2 separate regions of the Homo sapiens genome follow, and region 2 is linked to region 1. Evidence: chromatin loops called from intact Hi-C (ENCODE). Cell type or tissue: gastrocnemius medialis. All regions are shown on one strand. Links, peaks and the distances in the headings refer to the core of each region. The heading gives the core; the rest is flanking DNA.

The links. Hi-C counts contacts between places; a loop is a spot of excess contacts. Peaks named below come from ENCODE experiments on the same cell type or tissue, not always from the same donor. Only the 100,000 strongest peaks of a DNase experiment are listed, where the experiment ranks them.
Region 2: it touches region 1 in a loop (2.2-fold over the local background); 5 of 110 quality-filtered maps call a loop at or near these places.

What each region holds. Positions count from the first base shown.
Region 1 is chr18:36,312,850-36,315,654 of GRCh38, reverse strand. All of the region lies in intron 1 of FHOD3 (formin homology 2 domain containing 3), which reads right to left. Among named protein-coding and RNA genes, the nearest start is that of FHOD3, 17 kb to the right of the region's middle. In gastrocnemius medialis, for the core only: no CTCF peak of the experiment used is centred there; a DNase peak (open chromatin) is centred at 1,404.
Region 2 is chr18:36,373,480-36,376,284 of GRCh38, reverse strand. The region is part of intron 3 of FHOD3 (formin homology 2 domain containing 3); the gene reads right to left. Among named protein-coding and RNA genes, the nearest start is that of FHOD3, 77 kb to the right of the region's middle. In gastrocnemius medialis, for the core only: no CTCF peak of the experiment used is centred there; no DNase peak of the experiment used is centred there.

The sequences.
Region 1 (2,805 bases), core at 27-2,526:
TCCCTCATTGCTGCTGTGAGGCCAGGCCTTTCACCAAAGCACTGTTCACAAACTCTAATGTTACAAGCAATATTCAAAATCTCAAGATGTTCCAGAGCCCCCCAGGACCCCTTAACCCCCACATGCCCTCTGCAGGAGCCCCCCAGTTTCATCCAAAAGGGAACCTGATAAAAACTTCTGTACACTGGGTGGAATAAGAGAATCAAGAGTCTCGGGGTGAGGGTGTCATATCAGAGGGGAAAGACTTTGGTCACAGGGAGCAAATCTGGGATCCAGAGCTCTTGGGTGGCCAAGGAGGCAGGCTGAGGCCAGGAAAGGCCTGGAAATGAAGAGAGACTGAGGTCAATGCCCTAAACATCTCCATGTAAACTAGTTTCTAATGAAACTCACTAAACATAAGCCAGTCACAATTTCCTGCAAAAGCACAGTCCCCACATTATGCACAGGTATCTTTCAAAAGTTCAATATGAATCGACTATGTGGAACTCTGAGTGCATTTTTCATAGAAATAAAGTGATGCCTATTAGGAGAGTAGGCTGAGACCAGGCCAGCCTGACACCATCATGGCCTATCAGTTCCTGGAGACGAGGCCCATGCTTTATTCTTTTCTGATTTCCAAGTGCTCTGCAGAGAACTTGACTTAGAATCAGAACTCACAGAGTTCTGCTCTGTGAGTCAGTGAAAGACTTCCTCGGACGTCAAGCATGATTGCACATTTAACTTCCTTGTGTGTTCCTCAGGAATGCAAGTGCTAACATCCTCGATTTTTAAAGGCACTTGGAGAACCACATAGATCTCCCCCACTTAGGCCTTGACCTAATGTACTCTAATATTCTAAGGAAAGTCAGGATCCCTAGACAAGGAGGCAGAATAGAAACAGAGCTGAAAGATAGACTCTGGTTTTTCATTTGAGGCAGGTCCCCAGGCTGCACGCATTGAAAGTATAAGATGCCCTGATGAGGGGGCTCCTTGGAGGGCCATCTGGAGGCCTTGGCAACTTTAGGACCCTTACTTGCCCTCAGCAAAGAGAAGATAAAACTCATTCAAAAACCAAACATCTAATACTCTAGCCCCTGAACTTCTTAAATATCTGTTCCCCTCCCATTGTTCCTACCACCTCCTCCTCTAAAGCTCTATTCTCTGATGTGACAGAGAAAGCCACATGTACTCGGCTGCATTCCTCCATTACTGCTCACATCACCTCTGTGTGCAATGATCAAAGTGCACCTTTCACACTCTAATTTCTCTAGTGCCACTTGCTGCTTTGCTTGTTTACACCATTTTGCTAATTGATAAAATGGCTGGTGATTTGTATCCCATGGGGATTGAGAAGTGATTCTCACACAGCTCTGTCATAGGCGTTGTCCCTGTGTAAAGTTGTGAAATGAGGGTTTTGAGCCAGGGTGACGTCAGAGCCCAGGATGATGAGGCCATGAGGCAGGGGACGCCAGTACTTTGCCTCACAATTCATCCATAACAGGGCTTTGGGAGGCATAAGAATTAAGAACAAACAAGATATCTAAATGAATGATCTTTTTTGTGGGCAGTGTTTTAAAAAGTGCTTACATTCTGAAGTTCAGAAACTCGAATGACAAATTCTTCTGACAGGCCAGGTGCAGTGGCTCATGCCTGTAGCCCCAGCTACTCAGGAGACTGAGGCTGGAGGATCACTTGAGCCTAGGAGGTCGAGGCTGCAGTGACCATGATCATGCCACCGCACTCCAGCCTGGGCAACAGAGTGCAACTCTGTCTCAAAAAAAAAAAAAAGACAAATTATTCGGACAAAGGATAACTTGCCAAATAAGAAACCTCCTGACTGCCCTGCTAAGGAGAGAGCCAGGTAATTATCTGCTGAATAAAGAATCTAGGTATTTATCACAGAAAAATGAAAACTTAGGTTCACACAAAATCTCTATGCAAATGTTTAGAGCAGCTTTATTCATAATCACCAAAAACCAGAAACAACCCAGGTGTCTTTCAGTGAGTGAATGGATGAACAAACTGTGGGATATCCATACCAGGGGAAACTGCTCTGCAATCAAAAGGCAGGAACTCCTGAAGCACCCAACAACTTGGATCTGAAGGGCACTGTGCAGAGTGAAGAAGCCAGTCTCAAAAGGCTACACACGAAATGATTCTATTCATATAGCATTCCGGAAAAAGCAAAACTACAGGGAAAGAAAACAGATCAGTGGCCTCTGAGAATGCACAACTACAAAAGGGTGGCCCGAGATAATTCTTTAGGTTCCTGGAATTGTTCTGTGTCCTGTTAGTGGTGGCAGTCACAAAAACTTATGCATATATGAAAACTCATAGGACTGTGCACCAAAAATAAAAGTGAATTTTACCAAATATGAAGGTTTTTTTTAAGTTCACAAATTCTTTGGCAATTCTTCCATAAAACAATGATATCTAATTCCCCCTTGCCCTTGAATGAGGGCCAGCCCTGGTGATTCACTTCTAACAAGTAGAGTACAGCCAGAGCATGTGGCTAGATAGGGAGAGCAGCACCCACCTGGACCTCTCACTTTGGAGCCTGGAGCTGCCACATAAGAAGTCCACCTACCCTGAGGACACCATACTAGAGAGACCCTGGGGAGAGACCATTGACATATGAAGAGAGACACCCAAGGAGCTCCCAGCTATTGGCACTTCCCAGCCCAGGCACTGGCCATATGACTGAAGAAATCTGAGATGATACCAGGGCCGGCCATGATCCAGCTGCACCCTCATGACAGACCCTGAGCCAGAACCACCCAAGGAACTGCCTTCAAATTCATGGCCCAAGGAAACTGTGAGAGATAA
Region 2 (2,805 bases), core at 93-2,592, 61 kb before region 1:
TGCCTTCAAAGCCAGCCAGTAAAAAACACTCACATATTAACTTTAGGGTCTTAACGACTTCAAACCTTATTTTTTTAAGTCCTAGATTCCATTCCTTACCCCACAATTCTTTAGTTCCTTTCTCTTCATGATGAGATTTAGTTATCAGAGCCAGTTGGCCCTCTGAACATTTTTCTGGTGTCTGGAAACAGGATCACTTTTCAGGGACCAAAAAATTTATTTTCTCTAGCTAACCTCATAAAATGCAGACTTCTCATGTCTATCATACGTCTTAATTCTTATCTGTAAGTGTATGCCCACGATATGACCATCAAAATTTTCATTTCTTTGAAAAGATCGAAGCTAGATTAAGAAGGCAAGTGCAGCGTTCGCTGCAATATCAAGTGGTCATACCAAAAATGTACAAAGAAATAAAAATTACAGTGGAGATAAAGCACAGAGGTACAAAAGTTTGAGGCCTCTCTCTATACCAAAATCTCATTCCAACCTCCGGCCAAATGCTTCAGAGCCACTACACTACCAGAAAAGACCTGCTTCAGCTGCTAGCTGTAACCATCGAAGCAGAGCCCCTGTGGCCTTCATTTTTCGTGAGGGTTGCTGGGCTGCTAACCATAAAGGCTCACCCACCACACTCTCATCCCAAAGGGTGCTGGATTCCAAAGTTAACACTGGAGAATTCCAAAAGCACCTCACCTCCAACTCATTAACATGCAGTCCTGGATTCTAAACATTCCTCTACTTAATAAAAACAGGAATGAAGGAGAAGAGAATGTAGGGTGAGGAAAGCATTATTTTTGAGACATTTACTTGATAGCATTTTAAGCCCAGGAGACAAACCCTGGTCCTGGATCCTTCCAGTCCAATCGTGGGTGGAAGGAACGTCTTCAGGGGAGTTGCATGTGGTGCGAGGCTGAGACAGCAGCCACTGTGCCCCAAGCCTGTAGCATTAATATTTCAACTATTTCTTCTGTGGTAAAGAGGGAAATAACCTTGAGAAGAAACAAAGACTAAAACAACAGATGTGAAAAAGGTTTATTTTCTCCTTGTCATATTTCCGATTGTCATTTTGACTCAAAATTGTTCCGGGTATTGTTTTCTTTATCCATAAGAAATCTCATCTAACACTGCCATTTGGAAAGGGAAAGAATATGTCACAATAGGGGAAGGTACTTCATCAACATGATTGCACACATTCCATTTTCTATACATAACCAAAGTATAATATTTAGTGCTAATAAACCTATTCCAGATCTTGCTAATAGTAGGAAATGGAATTTTAAAAAAGGCTTTTAATACAAAGGAAAAACTTTTCCTTTTTTAGGTGTTGCTGTTAGTTTATACGGCCAAATCCTCTCATCTGACATAATCAGGCCTAAGGCAATTAATGGTAAAAGCTGATTAAAGCAGAAAATCCTTTTGAAAACAATACATAAAAAAATACATAAACATAAACAAGACCTTACAACATTTTGAACTCGCAGCTATTGTGGCAAAACATGCCGGTCTACCTGTGATGAGGCACAAATAGTTCTCTGAATAAGGATCTACCCATTGGAATTCCATGTAGACTTTCTTTTACAACTCACTCCAATAACAAGGTCTGATTTCCAGTCTAGTTTCTTTGAAGTCCAGCGGAGCTGAAGATGCTTATGAAGAGTAGAATCCTCTTAGATTTTATAATATTCCCCCTCGCCTTTTATAGTTATCATAACACATTTACATTGACAGAAATGCTTCTGTAGTGACTAATTTTGAGTCTTTTCCAAAATAGTGAACTTTCAAAGAAGCAGTGACCTTTATGTAGTCATATTTAATTAGTTTATGAAATATTTGGTACTATTTCATTAAATTACATAATTCTGATAACCAGTGCAATTGGCATAAAGAGGTTTGTGAGCAAGCACACTGACTCCATAAACCCCAGGTCAACCCCAAGAGCAGGGAGCATGTGTGTCCTGGTTGAGTGTGGGCTTCAGAGGCTGTCGGTGCTCAGCATGCCACAGGATAAGATGTCACACATCTTACATCTATCACATGGGACGATAGGATACAGAAGTTCATAAGACAAGTCAATAACACAGAAGTTGTTTTTAAAAAATCCTGTACCTGAAATATTTGACTACATACTGCAAAGGAGTGAGTTTCCTTAAAAGGAGTTAGCTCATTTGGATTTGGATTGAGCTCATTTTCATGCAAGTCTGCTTTCTGCCACCTTACTATTCCTGGGAAAAAACAATTCATATTCATGTCCCAAATTTCTTGTAGTTATCAACTGTGTTTCAACATTTAACTTCAACACTGTTCAGTACATGTTACGTGCCTGGATTTGTTCTAGATCTGGGATGAGGGTAAGGGGGAAGTTTATCCAAAGTCGTGTCACAGACCTTTCCTTTAGAGAGACATGATTTATACATATGAAATCACTGGGAAAACACGAAGCAGGTAATAAAAAAGCCACGATTTAATATAAGTGCCCATATACATTGTACAGTTACTCAGTGCTACAAGCAGTTGAGAAGCAGAATAGTCAATATTGGCTGGAGGTCCTACAGATCTTACTTTGTTTCCAACAAGATTACCAATCCTCCTGACACCCTGACCTTTCAGTCCCTGAAGTTTGAGTCACCTGAACAATTATTCTTTAGCTGCAGAGTGAGGCAAAGGTTGTTACTCAAGACACTTGCAACCTCACCACCCTCCACACCAAATGAAGTGAAATCACATGGATTTCCCTCCATCTCCAGCCCTGGGTCTCCCCATCCCTGGGTCTCCAATAGGGAAGCAGAGTGAAGGAAGGACCAGAAA